Regions from separate parts of the Homo sapiens genome. Here region 1 is linked to region 2. Evidence: chromatin loops called from intact Hi-C (ENCODE). Cell type or tissue: heart left ventricle. All regions are shown on one strand.

Evidence for each region. A loop is a pair of places that touch in the nucleus more often than their neighbours do. Peaks named below come from ENCODE experiments on the same cell type or tissue, not always from the same donor. Only the 100,000 strongest peaks of a DNase experiment are listed, where the experiment ranks them.
Region 1: it touches region 2 in a loop (4-fold over the local background); 26 of 110 quality-filtered maps call a loop at or near these places.

What each region holds. Positions count from the first base shown.
Region 1 is chr2:9,314,492-9,322,491 of GRCh38, forward strand. ASAP2 (ArfGAP with SH3 domain, ankyrin repeat and PH domain 2) reads left to right here. Exons shown (of 28, transcript NM_003887.3): 4 at 4,033-4,107; 5 at 5,797-5,846. Among named protein-coding and RNA genes, the nearest start is that of ITGB1BP1, 110 kb to the right of the region's middle. In heart left ventricle, no CTCF peak of the experiment used is centred here; DNase peaks (open chromatin) are centred at 4,450 and 5,067; H3K4me3 peaks cover 849 bases; H3K27ac peaks cover 1,632 bases.
Region 2 is chr2:9,201,949-9,209,948 of GRCh38, forward strand. ASAP2 (ArfGAP with SH3 domain, ankyrin repeat and PH domain 2) reads left to right here and starts at 4,864. Exons shown (of 28, transcript NM_003887.3): 1 at 4,864-5,282. The coding sequence starts at 5,157. RefSeq lists enhancers at 4,013-4,945, 4,946-5,876 and silencers at 4,394-4,653, 4,400-4,583. In heart left ventricle, a CTCF peak has its summit at 4,407 (motif pointing right); DNase peaks (open chromatin) are centred at 4,593, 5,203 and 5,822; H3K4me3 peaks cover 4,133 bases; H3K27ac peaks cover 3,211 bases.

The sequences.
Region 1 (8,000 bases), 110 kb after region 2:
TAATTTTTAAGCCTCTATTCTAGGCCAAGCCCCATGCTAAGAGCTCTGGTAAATATAAAATACAATAAAGGTGGATGCTACCCTTTAGAACTTAGTGTGTGAGATCACTAAGATGAACACGAGAAGAGCCTGCCAAGTGCCTTAAAACATTTAGAAAAGGGGCTGGGTGTAGTGGCTCATACCTGTAATCCCAGGTCTTTGGGAGGCCGAGGCAGGTGGATCACTTGAGGTCAGGAGTTTGAGACCAGCCTGACCAACATGGTGAAACCCCGTCTCTACTAAAAATACAAAAAGCCAGGCATGGTTGTGGGTGCTTGTAATCCCAGCAACTCGGGAGGCTGAGGCGGGAGGATCACTTGAACCTGGAAAGCAGAGGTTGCGGTGAGCCGAGATCACGCCACTGCACTCCAGCCTGGGTGAGACTCCATCTCAAAAAAAAAAAAAAAAAAAAATAGAAAAGAAAATATTGGAGGATCTGGGGGAGGGAGGGATCACATTCTGCTGGGGTTGCTTAGTAGAGAAGGTGGCGTTTGAGTAACTCCTGATGGATGAGAAGGCTTTGAACAGCAGGGATAGGGAAGACGTTTCCGTCGAATAGAACAAATTGAGCACATGCGTAGAATCAGGGAAGGAGAGAGTTCAGTTTGGAGAAATATGAAGATGAAACATGGAAAATAAGGATGGATTGTGGAGAGTGTGAAATGCAGGAATAAGTAGTTTAGTCTTTATTAGGGACACAACCCCAGACAAGCCTGCCATAGCCCTGAAGCGGGGAGTGGGGCAGGCAGAGACTAGGAAGCGGCAGCAGGGAGCAGGGGAAGCCATAGCCTTAGTCCTGAGAAGGAGCAGTGAGGCGCAGCCAAGGCAGTGGACGTGAGAATGGCATGGAGGGAATGTTGGAAGACGGGTCTGCGTATGTAGGGTTAAGACCTGGAATTTGTTGAGAAGCGTGCCGCACGGCTGGGTGGCAGCACTGGGGTCAGAGATGACTCTTGGGTGTCAAGCAAGTGAGGAGGGTGGGAGAGAGGGCTTTGTAGGAAGGAAGAGCATTGGAGGAAGGAGAGCTGGCTGCATACTTGGGGCTGCCTGCAAGTAGAGGGAAATGTGGCCCTGGAGGCGGGAACTGTGACGGGAGTTTCATTCCTCACTCACCTGTCTGGCTGCCAGGACTGTCAATGACAGTGGAAATCTAGGCGTGCTTGCTGTCGTAGGTTACTCATCAGCACGGCCTTCTGTTTGTCCTTGTTCCTTCCAGTCGTTCCTAAGACCGCACCTTAAACTGCGCTTTTCAGCATTTAAAAATTTAATGCTTAAGGCTGATCTTAGCAAGACATAGCTGATGACATTGTACCTTGGAGGAAGGCCAGGTACGTGAGAAATGTTGAGTTGTTTAATCCTAGGGCAAAAGTTCCCCAAAAAAGTTTATTTCTGAAATGACAGTCATTAATTGATCATTTATTTAGCAGAATTGGCTGTGGATGCAGACGTTATTATACACCTTACCAGTGTTTTCCAAGTACATTTCTGTTTCTAATGTAAAATTTAGTCCAGGCGTGGTGGCTCATGCCTGTAATCCCAGCACTTTGAGAGGCCGAGGAGGGCAGATTGCTTAAGTCTAGGAGTTCAAGACTAGCCTGAGCAACACAGTGAAACCCTGTCTACAAAAACTACAAAAAAAAAATTAGCCAAGCATGTTGGCCCGTGCCTATAGTCCCAGCTACTCAGGAGGCTAAGGTGGGAGGATCGCCTGAGCTCAAGAAGTTGAGGCTGAAGTGCCCTCCAACCTGGGCGACACAGTGAGACCCTGTTTCAAAAAAAAAGAAAAAAAAATTAGTACACTGAATGGTGTATAGAAATCGGATGCCATATTGCTTTAAAAGTGGTGCCATTTTATCTTCCTATTTAAGATAATTATACTAAAAATAAAACTTTCCTTTGCTTGATGGTATGAATGAATACATAAGGTCCCAAGTCCCTCTTCTCGTCCTTCTCCTTCTCTGGGCCTGTAATCTAGAAGCCCAGAGTGTCACAGAAGCCACAGGGGCCCAGCAGTGGGAACTGGCCCTTGGGTTGATTCAGGGGAGTGGTCCAAGCCTGGGAAGTGCGAAAGTGGGTTTCGAGCTCGTTTTCCACTTGAGGGAGGGAATCTTTTCAGGCTCAGGGCTCTGAGTCCGTACTTGAAGGCTCTTCCTGACTGAAGTTTCGCATCTTGAGTTGACTCGCATTTGAACTGCTGTCACGGAGACTTGCTTGCTCCTCGTGTACCTGTTGGTTAGGAGGCTTCCATTCCACCCAATTTAATCCATGCGGACGGTGTGTGTCCCCACTCTCCTGCCTTCTTGCTTCAGGGAGAAGAATGGGGGCACCAAGGCTCTTGCCCTTCCTGTTCCCTTTTATCTCCTTTGCCTAGCAACACCCCCCCAACACACACCCCCTCACAATCACACCCTCACTCTCACACCCTCCCACACACCCCCCGTCACACCCTCTCATGTCCACTCTCATACACTCTCACAACCACACTCACACAACATGCAATCATTCCCAATCACTCACATCCACACTCCACACAACCACACAAAATCACATCCACACACACACTCAACCACACTCATACCCCACGCAATCACAACCACACAACACACATCCCAATCACACCCACTCACATCCACACTCTCACCACACTCAACACACACCCCACGCAATCACACCCACTCACATCCACACTCACACAATCACACAACCACACTCATACACACCCCGTGCATCACACACACTCATATCCACACCCTCACACCCTCACAATCACAGCCCCCCACATCCACTCACACAATCATATCTTCACTCACACACACCCTCACACAATCATTCACATTCACCCCCAACTCACATCCACACACACACCCTCAAACACACACATGCTCCCTCACACACCTACACATACTCACATTCTCACACACACATGTGCATTCACCTTATACTCAGTCACTTACACCCTTACACACCCACTTACACCCCCACAATCACACCCCACACTCAAATCCACACAATCTCTCACATCCACAATCACACTCTCACACACCCACACACCCGTACACAATCACATTCACGCACTCACATCCACAATCACACCCACACACACCCATACACACATTTACACACTTACACAATCACTCACATCCATAATCACATCCTGAAACCCTCACACGCCCACACACACCCATACACAATCACATTCACACTCACATCCACACTCACACTCACATCCGTACACAATCACACCCTCACACACCCATACACAATCGCATTCACACACTCACACAATCACACCCTTAGTCCCTTAACATGCTCCCTCACACACCTACACGATCACTCATACCCACATTCACTCACATACACCCTCATGTGCATTCACTCTTATACTCAAGCACAGTCACACCTTTACACACCCACAACACCCTCACTCAGTCGTACACACTCATTGACACACACTCTCCGTCCCCAACACACACACGTCTTTTCTCATTCGCACCCAGCATTCGCTCGTGTGCCTTTGCAGCAGACAGAAGACTCTGCCTTTGTTTCCCCTGCTTGGAGCTTGCTGTGGAGACTGGGGCCTGGGGCCCAGAGCACCAACCCCAGTACAGTCCAGCTTATGGGTGGAGCCGTGATTGAGAGTCAGAAGTGGGGGTTTCCTTTTATTCTAGGCTTTCGACGTAATTCTGTCATTGAATGTTTTGAAATATTTTTTCTTCACTGCAATGATTGTCTCTTTACAAACTTTCTAGCATAACAATATAAGATTGTTACTGTGAAATATATACAGACCTAGACTTTTCATTAGCCCTCTATTCATTTGTAAGATGAAATTGTTACAAAGAATGTATGACTGAATAAGGCACAGTACATGCACCGGCCAGGTTTTAGGTGGAGGTGAATCATTATCAAATGTTCTCTCTAATGTCCTTGCTGTCCTTACTTTAGATTCACAAGGAAGCTGAATAAGAATCTCCTTTTGTTTTTGTTTTTTAGATTCAGAATATGAACAACATAATCTCCTTCCCTTTGGACAGTTTGCTGAAGGGGGACCTGAAAGGAGTGAAAGGGGTATGACATTGACACTGTGACACCAGGGGCAGCTTTTACACCATGTAGAGTCACAGTAGCTTGGCCTGCCGGGCAGCAGCCACGCCAGTACGTTCTCATTGGGACGATAGGATGGCTCTTTTATCTCAGCTTCCTCTGATTTGCCATCTTGGGACCACCTTTCAGCCAAAAAGGTGGTGACTTCTGGCCTTTCTGGCCGTCCTGTTGGCACAACAAAGTTGGTGAGGGGAGGAGACTGGGAAGGGAAAGAAAACTGCTATTTTGGAAAAAGTAAAGAGTTTCGGTCTCTCCAGGGAGCAGGGAAACCTGTGGGAGGAGTCGGGCTTTCTAGCTGGCACGTTGCCCATTTAGCACTGGGAAAGGATCCTAGCAAGGGTGTATTTTCCTGCTGGGAAGGTCGCAGTCGTCAGGCATGAGCCAACTTTGTCTCTCTGTCCTTCAGAGGATGTTGGCTGTTTAGGACATGCCTAGCCACCATAAGCACGCAGGCCAGGAGCTGTTTAAGGGGGCAGCAGACGGGGCTGGAGGGGCGTTTGCTCATGAGCACGCAGGCCAGGAGCTGTTTCGGGGGCAGCGGACAGGGCTAGAGGCGCGTTTGCCAGGCAGCGCGCTGCCCCTGCGCATCGCCAGCCCTGACAGACGTGCACCACGGAAGGGACGTGATTGTGGCTGCCTTCTCGGGAGACTCAAATTCTTTGGATCTGCGCACGATTCCTGGGTCCCATCGGGGATGACTGGAAACCCAGTCTTGACCCATCTCCAGGACCTCTACAGAGGCCTCTCAGGGTCTCCTTCACAGAGTGTGCCCGGAGAGAGCTGTTCAGACACATTCCCCATCGAGCCTTCAGGGGCTTGGAGAACAGGTCAGCGGAGTTAGCCCAACTCACGGGCGGGAAGGCATCCCAGGCAGAGGAAAGGCGCAGGTGCGCACAGGGAGCAGGGCTCAGTGCTGCATGTCAGGCTGCCAGGGTGCAGGAGGAGCCAGTTCGTGCAGGGACTTGTGTGCCAGGCTGTGGCACTTGGGCCTTACCTGAGGCCATTGAAAAGCCAAAAAGTAGTCAACAGCAACAACAAAAAGATTTCTGTCTCCCTGAAGAACCCCTTTGAAGGGAGCATAAATAGGTGAGGACCATTCAATAGAATTTCCAGTGGCTCAGTAGTTTTTGAGGCAGGCTTTACCAGAGTGTATGAAGTCCTGAATTGCACACGGAAGAGCAGTAAGAGACCCTAGGAGGATGTGGCGGCCTTTCTATTTCTGTCGTTGGGCTTAAAGCAGGGTTAGATGTGATGAGATTCATCTATCAATTAGAGTTCCTTTCTTTTAGAGAGACATCCTGAAGTATTTGCAGATGAAAGGTTGTCTTTCAGGATTTACTTTCAGATTAGGCCCAGGGCAGGGAGTAGGGCACAGGTGACACAAGGTGGCCCAAGAGTGTCATAACTGGGTGGCAGCACCTTGCTTTTGTGTACATTTAGTATATTCTATATTATTTTAAGAGAAAGAAAGGAAATGCCACCACTGGTCTACTTAAAAGCATGTACTCTTGGTTCTTTATTTTTCGTGGGATTACATACGTCATTTATTGCAGAAATTAATGCTCCTTTCAGGGCTAGTACAGGGATAAGTAAGTTTATCTTGCACAGAAGTGAATGATTAGTCTTGCCTAATTTATTATTCTTTGTTTACAGGATCTGAAAAAGCCTTTTGATAAAGCTTGGAAGGACTATGAAACAAAAATGTGAGTGTTCTCGTTTTTAAATTTACGTATAGGTAATTTGGGATTTCAAATTTAAACCAACCTCGTATTGCTTAAAGGGATTGTCCAAATAAACCTTAATCCAGAAAAGAATGTTTATCAGCCATGTTGCTGTGGTTCATTTTGATGACAGATGTGTTTGGTGATGCTGTCTTCTTCTTCTAATCTGTTTTCTTCTGTTCCTTTGTCTAAGATGTCATAGTGGTTATAGGATGTTATTTTCAGGAAAGTTCATTGAGGGAAGTTAAGACCAATTTCTCTTAGGAGGTATTTCTTTCTGTTTTTGTTTTTAAACACTTTGTCCATTCCGTTACTGTTTTTGATAGCAGGGCAGTTTTCAGACTTCATCTTCCTGGTGATTTGTGAAAGCTGCTTAGCTTTGTATCTGTGTTTCTCTGAAATACCAGTTCCCTTGGTTTTAGAAAGAGGGTTCAATACCTGTCTCCTTCAGATTCATCTGCCAAAAAATAACCTGAAGAATGGAGAATTGATTCTTGGATGTGAACTACGGTTTCTACAAGAAGTAGAATTGGTTTCCTGACCCGAAGTCAACCAATAGACAAGACTCTGTTGGTTGACTTCAGGCAGTTGTAACTTCCCCAATCACAGTTTCTCATCCCTAGAGTAGAGAGAGTCGAGCTACAGGGAATTGATCAAGCAAGTAATTATGGGGGGAATAATGGCTTCAATTATTTTAAATACTGGAAAGATATGAAATGTGGTGTTTACTTTGTAATCTCTGTGTCTTGGAGTGCTCTGAATGGAAATAGAAACTTCCATATGAAGCTATCTGTTAAACTAAAAGGTGTTATGAGGAAGTCATTTCAAATCTAAGTACAAGTATTTCATTAGATTGTTTAAAAAAAAAATAGCTCAGGATATCTTTCCAGTGGTGAAGGATCACAAAGCTCAAATCAGTGAGCCCCACACCTTTGATACTCCTTCTATCCATGGGAATCTTACATTTCCATACCCGAGGTTGCTTGGCCCCGAGTTCTGGAGTTTCATTGATGGTGTACATTCATTCAGAAGCACAGGCAGAGTGTTGACTAGAGAACCCTGCAGGTCCATTCAGCCCAGGGAGGCCCCCACCCAGGATCCCTGGTCCGTCAGCATCCTTTATTTGTGTGCCAGTTGGGTGAAATAAATGGGAAGGGACCAGCGGATTCCTGCTTTGCAGAGGGAAAACCAAGAGTCAGTGGTTTCTGCTTGTCAGCCAGTAAGAGTAATTGAGCCAGGCCAGGAAGCAGCTTTCCCACTTCACTCAGCCTCCCTTGCTGCCCGTCTCTGTGGCTGATAGGAAATGGTCCTGTGTGTGACTAGACCAAGGGCAGAAAGGGCTTTCTGAAGAAGAGTGCCTGAGAGAGTCATCTGGTTCTGAAAAGAAAAGGTTTGGAAGAAGGATAACATCAAATTCTGTAAAATCGAGACACACATGGGTAGGATGGGGACAGAATTCCTCACAAAACCCTAGAATTTAGGAGGAGGGAGCAGCACCCTTTAAACTTGAAGTAATTGTAGGATAAATAAAGGAAATAATTCTTTATTAATGTGGGAGATTCATTTATCCCAAGAGGTTTTGTGATATGTAACAACCATAATAGGTTTTAGATGTCTTTAAAATTCCTGGGCAGTAGTCCCATACCTGATTATTAAGAGAAATGACCAGTGTCTGGACGGTCTCTTGCCTGTGAAGGAGTGTCAGCGACACCTTGGAGTTGTATAATTCTAGTCCCAGGGACCCTCCAGTCACACTCCTTTCCGGATGCATAGACTCATTAAACAACAACATCCCTCCCAAAGGGTCTCCTGTGTGTTTATTTTTCACTCATTCACTCCTTCAAATTATTGAGAACCTACACAGTGCAGGACACACAGAGAAATCACATTTCTTGCCTCTTCTTAAACACTCTAGTCCTCCTTGCCCTAATGACAGGGAGCCCTCTGGAACCCTGAGTAGCCCATTTCATCACTGGATGCCTTTGAAAGAACATGCTACTTGGGTCTTCTGGTGTCTACTTCAGGCTCTACAGAAAGAGCTGCTTCCCTTGTCTTCATGGCAGCCCTTTCTGTTTTTTGAGTGCTTTCTGTTGGTTTTGTTTAGTCTCCTTTTCTCCAGAATAAAAACTCACGGCT
Region 2 (8,000 bases):
GTGTAGCACACAATTTATGAGTAATTACAAATTACACACTACTCTTTAGTGTAAATTCCATATAGTTAATTGATTCTCACAGAATGGTTTCATTGATTTTGGCCAAATGCTTTCATTCATAGCCAATCTGTGTCTGCAATTCAACCACAATTTGACAAAATAAGACTATAAATAAATGCTTGATTATTGCCCAGCTCAGCAAAGTTGCTCATGTCATTAACAAATGAGTGTAGGCCGGGCGCGGTGGCTCACGCCTGTAATCCCAGCACTTTGGGAGGCCGAGGCGGGTGGATCACGAGGTCAGGAGATCGAGACCATCCTGGCTAACAAGGTGAAACCCCGTCTCTACTAAAAATACAAAAAATTAGCCGGGCGCGGTGGCGGCGCCTGTAGTCCCAGCTACTCGGGAGGCTGAGGCAGGAGAATGGCGTGAACCCGGGAAGCGGAGCTTGCAGTGAGCCGAGATTGCGCCACTGCAGTCCGCAGTCCGGCCTGGGCAACAGAGCGAGACTCCGTCTCAAAAAAAAAAAAAAAAAAAAAACAAATGAGTGTAGTTCCAACCTGAATTTAGTTGACTTTTTTGTTTATGTTAATAAGACAAAACTGAAACAGTGAAGATGCATGCTATAACTTTATTCATCTGTCAATGACATGAGTGACCTTTTTACTCAATCATGTACTAGTTTGTAAATATTAGAAGGGTATTTCCTCAAAAATTTCATTATTTACAATGCGATGGCTGTAGACCTGACACACCTTTAAGTCTAATCCGCATGAATGATACTTTCTCTATAACTGCATTAAGTTTATTAAGTTAGACAATCAACAAAACAATAAATCAGGCCTTGATTTTTATCATTTGCCAATTTTCCTGCTGTAAATACTCTACCATGGACAATCTCAAACTACCAGAACATGGAGTTGGGAAGAGATGTTCACTAGCACACCATGATATAATATTTCTACCATAGAGAAGAGATACAACCAACTTGCAAAATTCCTGAAAATTGAAGAATCAGGTCTCTGGAGCCAGCACAAGTGACTCCCGTATATGACTGATCATATTTAATTTACCTATTACTCTCTTTCCAGTTCAGCAATGAGTGTGTCATCTATTCAAACTGCTTTGTTAAAATAAAAAAATGAACAGGCCTCAAGTTATCTGTAAAGTTAGCAATGAATAAATCTGCTTGTTATCTAAATCTACCATCTTAACAAAATGACCACTTTCTCAAAAATTTAGCTCCCAATGGCATCTAAAACATGCCTCATTCTCAAAAGTCTAGGACAATAATTAGAGTCTCAGTACTAATGTTTAGCAATGCTTTGTGGCATTTTTCTCTCTTGTGTCTAAACTAACATAAAACACAGAAAATGGCAGCACGAACACCAGGACACCAGGACGGGGAGGCGCCTTAGAAATTAGCTAGTCCAAGCTACACTCTTTAGGGAGGCTAGCTTTATTTCTTTTTCTTTTTTTTTTTTTTTGAGACAGAGTCTCGCTCTGTCGCCCAGGTTGGAGTGCAGTGGCCGGATCTCAGCTCACTGCAAGCTCCGCCTCCTGGGTTTAGGCCATTCTCCTGCCTCAGCCTCCTGAGTAGCTGGGACTACAGGTGCCCACCACCAAGCCCGGCTAATTTTTTGGATTTTTAGTAGAGACGGGGTTTCACCGTGTTAGCCAGGATGGTCTCGATCTCCTGACCTCGTGATCCGCCCGCCTCGGCCTCCCAAAGTGCTGGGATTACAGGAGTGAGCCACTGCGCCCGGCCTAGGGAGGCTAGCTTACTTATCACAGAGAAGCAATTTATTACCAAAACCCAAGTTTTCATTTGTAAAATAGTTTCTGGGTGCTAAAGTGAGATAACTGTGGTAAATGTACTCAATCTTCTCTCACTTTGGGGATAAATGGGTCCCTTCAGCAACACGATTTTGGGCAGAGTATTATTAAGTTACGAAAAGAAACTTTCAGTTATACTTCCATGTTCACATCACCAGGGTTTTTAGGTTGTTGTTACTATTTCTTACCATAGTTCTTTCAAAGCACATATTTGCCCATTCCAAGAGTAATCATTTACAAGTTAATAGCAAGTGAACTGGACAAGTCTTGTGTAAACCAGCCAACCCTCAAGCAAATTTCAGAGTCAAGAACATATTTTACACCTTGATCTGAGAGTGATAAATCCCAGGTTCTTGTGAACTACTAGAGGCAGAAGATTCCTTTGGAAAATGGGCTGTTGGCCAATCTCACTGGGCCGCTAAAAATTTCATTTTTGGGAGGAGAGTCTCTTCTCTGGAAACGATGTCTTTAACATCACGTTTTCGTTCTCTCCTTTTCCTCTTCCTTTCCTTCTCCTTCTTCCTTCCTCCTTTTTCTTCGCCTTTTTTTTTAAAAAAAAATAATACAGGCCTACAATCTCTTACTGAAACCCCAAGGGCCAGATATGTGTGGATTCAGAAATTTTCGGATTTTAGAAAGGTAACACATTGCATATAATAACATATTCCTAATTACCCCCAGTAGGGTCTGGGGCAATACTTCATAATCAACCATGTTTATATTTTGCAGCAAAACATACATATTCACATGAGGTAGGATAAACAAGACCACACATAGCCTCACATCAGTTCATTTCAGATGAATTTTACTATTAAGAACTATTTGTAAAGCTACATTTTCAGGGATTTTTAGTAATTCTGGTTAAGGAAGTATAGGCCTGTAAGGACATTACCAGCATACTCTTCTTCTCTTGATGCATTTAAAAAAATGAGTATGTGTAGAGTGTTTCCTTGATCCATGTTGAACTTTAATTTTATTGTTATTTATTGGAAGCTACTCATTCTTATATTAATCTCAGAAAGGCATTAGCTATGTTTTGCTCTGGTCTTGCTTTAATTCTAGGCTTATGCAGTAGGCAAGTTAGATTTCTAAGGGATGATGGAGGAATAAATGGCTCTAGCATTCTACCAATTTGGTATCCTCTTTAGGCCACCAATGAACTTGGTAACTAATTGTTGTTTTCCACCAGCCTTGCAATGCAACACAGCTTTGCAATTTTATTTTTTTGAGGCTACTAAAGCTTCCTGTATCTGCAAAATTAAACTAAAAGAAACAAGAACCGGAGTTGTATATAAAGAGAGAACAGAGAATACCAAGCTTAACTTTGTCCTTGTAGAAGTATTGATTAGTCTGGTTAATGCTGTACTAGACATCAAGGAAAAACCCGACTTTCTTTCTTAGATCCCTCATAGCCTCATAGAGACCAGCCCTCTACAAATCAAGACTTGAAAAGTTATTCAGCATATTCCCTCATGTCAAAAACTGTAGCTGGGAAACTAGGTAGGCGGGAACAGAATCTGCCTGGTGTTGGAGAGGATGTATTAATATAAATAATAAACACAAAACATGAATTGTAGAAGGTTGCAAATAGAGGAAAACTTCAGACACCAAAAGGATCAAAAAACATAAAAAGAAACAGATACAATTTTTAAATTGTAACTTGTTGTCTAGTGCAATGATAAAAGCTATCCACGAATACAGCGATTTTAGAAAGTTAAATTTTACATGCAGTGCTACTAAAATACCAAAGGCCATACATAATGTCTGACCCAAGCTGCCACCTCATATAGCAACTTCTTACATGGGGGCTTTAAAAAGATTGTTTGACTGGTCTACTGTCCTGCAGTGTCAGGAGACGGCTTTGTCTGACATATTGAATTTCCAGTGTCTCTCACACTTCCTCCTTTTCAGATGCACAAAAGGTTTTTGTAAAGTTTCTCTTGGTTTTACCGCTGGCAGCTACAGAAACCATGCCACAAGTCTGGTGTAGAGTTATAGGGTGTGATTTTATTTGACTGGTATCTTCAGAGCTTCTGGATTTTTCAGTATAACCGAGAATTTCCTTAAGAGCTGTAAATAAAAATCGGTACCAGTTCGAACCCTTTACTGGCCCGGTTTTGTGTGAGGTTGGCTGGCTGCTGTAGCACGTTCTCCCCCTCCTCCTCCTCCTGCACCCCCTCGGTTCCCTCCTCTGCCTGCGGGAATACCACTTCAGGGCGTTCAGCAGCCTTCCCAGGGTGGGTCCTGGCCTAGTACCCTAAAACTATAACCGAGAATACCTATCATTGGGCAGCCTAGGAAACGCGACTGGGACTTTTAGTAGGGGCCCCTCACCGCTCTGAAGCACTCACACTTGAGTCAGGGAACATGGGTTTGAATCCCCACCCGGCCGTTTATCTTGTGCTCTTGGGCACACTGTGTCCCCTATATAAAATAAGCACCCATCTCTTCATCTGTCTCCTAGGCCTGCGACGATGCAATGACTGCACGCAAAGCGCACATTCACGGTCAGGTCACTTCTGGCGTCCGGCTGTGGTCCCCGCAGGGTGCCCGCCGGCGGAGCGCATCCTCCGGCAGGGGGCGAGCTCCGCACCCCGCTTTCCTCATGGGCCGGCGCGGCCCGCCGTTCAAGTGGGGAGCCCAGAGGTGCTCCGCGCCGTGGGCGGGGGGCGGTTGGCGCGCACAAGGCCGGACTCCGGCGGGGCGCACCTCCACACGCACCCTCGCGGGCAGCGGGTCGGAGTCGGGGCCTCGGGCCGGCTGGGGGCGGGGCATGGGCGCGGCGCGCGGGGCCCGGAACGCCGAGACAATGCGGCGCGCGGCGGCCAGGAACGGCTCGGCGGGCCGGGGCGCGCGCCGCCTTCCTTCCTGCGGGATCCGCTTCCCGGCGGCGCGGCAGCGGCGAGCGCGCCGATTGGCGGCCCGGTCCTCCCGCCGCCCCGCCCCACGCCCGGCCGGCCGCCGCCCCCGGCCCGGACCCGCCCCTCTCCGCGGGAGGCGTCGGGGCCCGCGGCTGGGTGGCGGGTAGTTCCCGCCGGCTGTGCGCGCCCGCCTCGGGGCTCGCTCTGAGAGGACGCGGCGGCAGCGGACTCGGAGCCCTCGGCGCGCAGGCGGGCGGACCGGCCGAGCTGCGCGGGGCTGCGCGCCGCCCCTGCTCCGCCGCCAGGCCCCGCGCGGCTCCCGCGCCCGGCGCTCCCCTTTGTCCGCGGGCCGGAGCGGCGGCGGCAGCGGCGGTGTCCGAGCGGCGGTCGGAGCCTGCTGCGGCAGTTGAGGCGGCGGCGCCCCTGCGGCTGTGCGCCAGCGCCCTCGCGCCGAGGCGATGCCGGACCAGATCTCCGTGTCGGAATTCGTGGCCGAGACCCATGAGGACTACAAGGCGCCCACGGCCTCCAGCTTCACCACCCGCACGGCGCAGTGCCGGAACACTGTGGCGGCCATCGAGGAGGTGAGGCGGCCTGCGCGGCGGCTCCGGCCGCAGGTATCCCGCGCCCCAGCCCCGCCCGCCGCTCCCGCATCCGCATCCCGAGAAAACTTTCTTTGCTCCGAAGCCGGACGCGGCCGGGCCAACCCTGCCCGAGACAGAAGCCCTTTGTTCCCGCCTAGGTGGCTCGGAGGAGATGGGTGATGGCCACCTTGGGCCTCTTTAAGACCTCCCCTCTCTCGGCCTCGTGGCCCTCGCGGGGTTCCGCGGCCTGGTCTTTTCCCCGCAGCGCGGCCAACTTTGTCCAGAGTCGGGGTCCGCGGCGAGCGGGGGATCCCGCTGCCCGCCGCCGCCCGCCGCCGCCCGGGGTCTTTGGTACCCGGTGCGGACCTTATCAACTTGTTCTTGAAGTGGACCGGCGGGGGCAGCTCCGCGCTCCGAGCTCCCCGCCGCAGCCCCCGAGCGCCGCAGGGCCCCCACCCTCGGGTCCGCGGGTCCGGGGCATCCCGGGCTGCCCGGGAAGGCGTGCCCGCCTCAGCCAGGGCGGCCTGGCTGCGCTCCACCCGTGCCCGGAGAAGGAACTGCGGGCAAGGTGTGTGAGAGTCGGCGCTTCTGGGTCCAAGAAGCCTCCAGGAGCCGCTCCCCGGTTACCTGGGTCTCACCTGCTTGAACCCGGAATGCCGCCCTTCCCCCTCAACCTGGAAAAGGCCTGGTTTTAGTAAAGTGCTCTCAAGGTGCAAAGTCATCACGCCTAGCTGCTAAGCAGTACGCTCTCCAGGTCCTGGGGAGAGGAACACGTAGGAACGAAGAAGCTTGGTTGAAAATTAAAGCCGTGGGGAAAGGGGCAGAGTCTGTGAGTCCAGGGGCCACCGTTGGCTGTGGTTTGAGGCACATCCTCACCTGCAGTCCTCCTTTTCCTTACCCATCAAACGGGATTAGTAATGCATCCTTTCCAGGATCAGAGACTGTGTGAAGTGCTTAGCACTCTGCTCGGCTCAGAATAGGTTTACAAGTCACACGTGTGGCAATAGTGAATCTGTGATTAAATGTCTCTGGGCCAGGATGTCAGGTTACAGTTTTAAAATTGGGTATTGCAGGTGTTTTAGCAGAAGACGCCTGGGCTAGCAGGAGTGTGTGTGTGGGTGGGGGGGTGGGTGTCACCAAAGAGCTTTAAATGAAGCAATGGCGTTATTTTTTTTTTCTGGTTTTTTTTTTTTTTTCCCATTTGAACAAAGCATCTGCTATTAGGAATTGCTTGAAAAAAAATCCAGAATGTTTTCCCTTAATGGAAAAATTTTTTCTTTGTAGCTGTAAACAGTCAATAAAAGGGAGTCAAAAGTAACATTCAGCATTCTGAATCCTGTTAATATAACTTGGGTAGCCTTCCTTCTCTCCATTTAATTTGGCGGAAGAGAGCTGCATGTAAACCTTTCCTATGAATTCGGTGATTCCCCAGATCACTTAATTCTACTTTTAGCAGCAAGGCTTACAGATGATGCCTTCAAATGAGGCAGATGGGGATGGGTGAATGAAATTTTTTCCTAAGTGCCAGTTAAAAAGCACGGTGTTTTGAGAATACACCATTAATAATGTTTATGGAATGATTGCAACCAAAAAGGTAGCTGAATATTTCTTAAGGGAAGGAAGCATTGTGCATGATGTCTTTCTTTAGAAAGCTTGATTATGTTTAAAGTTCTGTTGCTTTTCCCCACTGCAGTTTGTCAGTTAAATATTATTAACACTGGCAGATGTTGGAAAGCCAAGCAAACAAGAATTGCTATTAAAATTGGCATACCTTTCTCTGATTAATTTTAGTTTACAGTGTATAATTCCAAAGCTCTTTTTGTATGCTGTGCAGGAGATTACCCTAGAGCTCAGTTACTGAGCAGATTACAAAGAGACTGGATTTGGTCATTTCATTAAATTGCAAGCTTGCTTCATGCTGCCGTCTAAGCCCAAGAATTGGTTCAAGTCTCAAAATGGAAAAATTAAAATCATTTCAGGTTTATTTCACTTTAAGCAAATCTACATACATGCTATGATGATGGTATGTGTGAGCTTGGTTTTATAACTAAATTTGAAAGTTGTTCACTTTCTGAGGTAAATCAATGTGGATTTCTTTAAATAATGCTCTTTCCCAGGTGTCTAATGTTCGTGTCTATTACCAAAACTTGTTCTATGTATGGTTTAATAACAATTGATGTGTACAGTATTTTGGTTTTAAACAAAAATCTTCTCATACTGAGACGAAACATGAGAGGGTATCATGACATAAAGTTACTCATTTAACAAATAAATAAAATTTGCAAGCTCTTGGTCTTATGTTTAAACAAATGAATCACGGAACTAGCAAACTAATTTTATATTTATTTATTTATTTGTTACGGAGTTTTGCTCTTGTTGCCCAGGCTGGAGTGCAATGGCACAATCTTGGCTCACTGCATCCTCTGCCTCCCAGGTTCAAGCGATTCTCCTGCCTCAGCCTCCCAAGTAGCTGGGATTACAGGCATGCGCCACCATGCACAGCTAATTTTTTGTATTTAGTAGAGATGGGGTTTCACCATGTTGGTCAGGCTGGTCTCGAACTCCTGACCTCAGGTGATCCACCTGCCTCAGCCTCCCACAGTGCTGGGATTACAGGCGTGAGCCACCACACCCGGCCAGCAAACTAATTTTAAACTGATTAACCTTTTTGAATCTGTTATTTCCAATGTAGGTTCTATCTGCCAAAGAATCATTTTA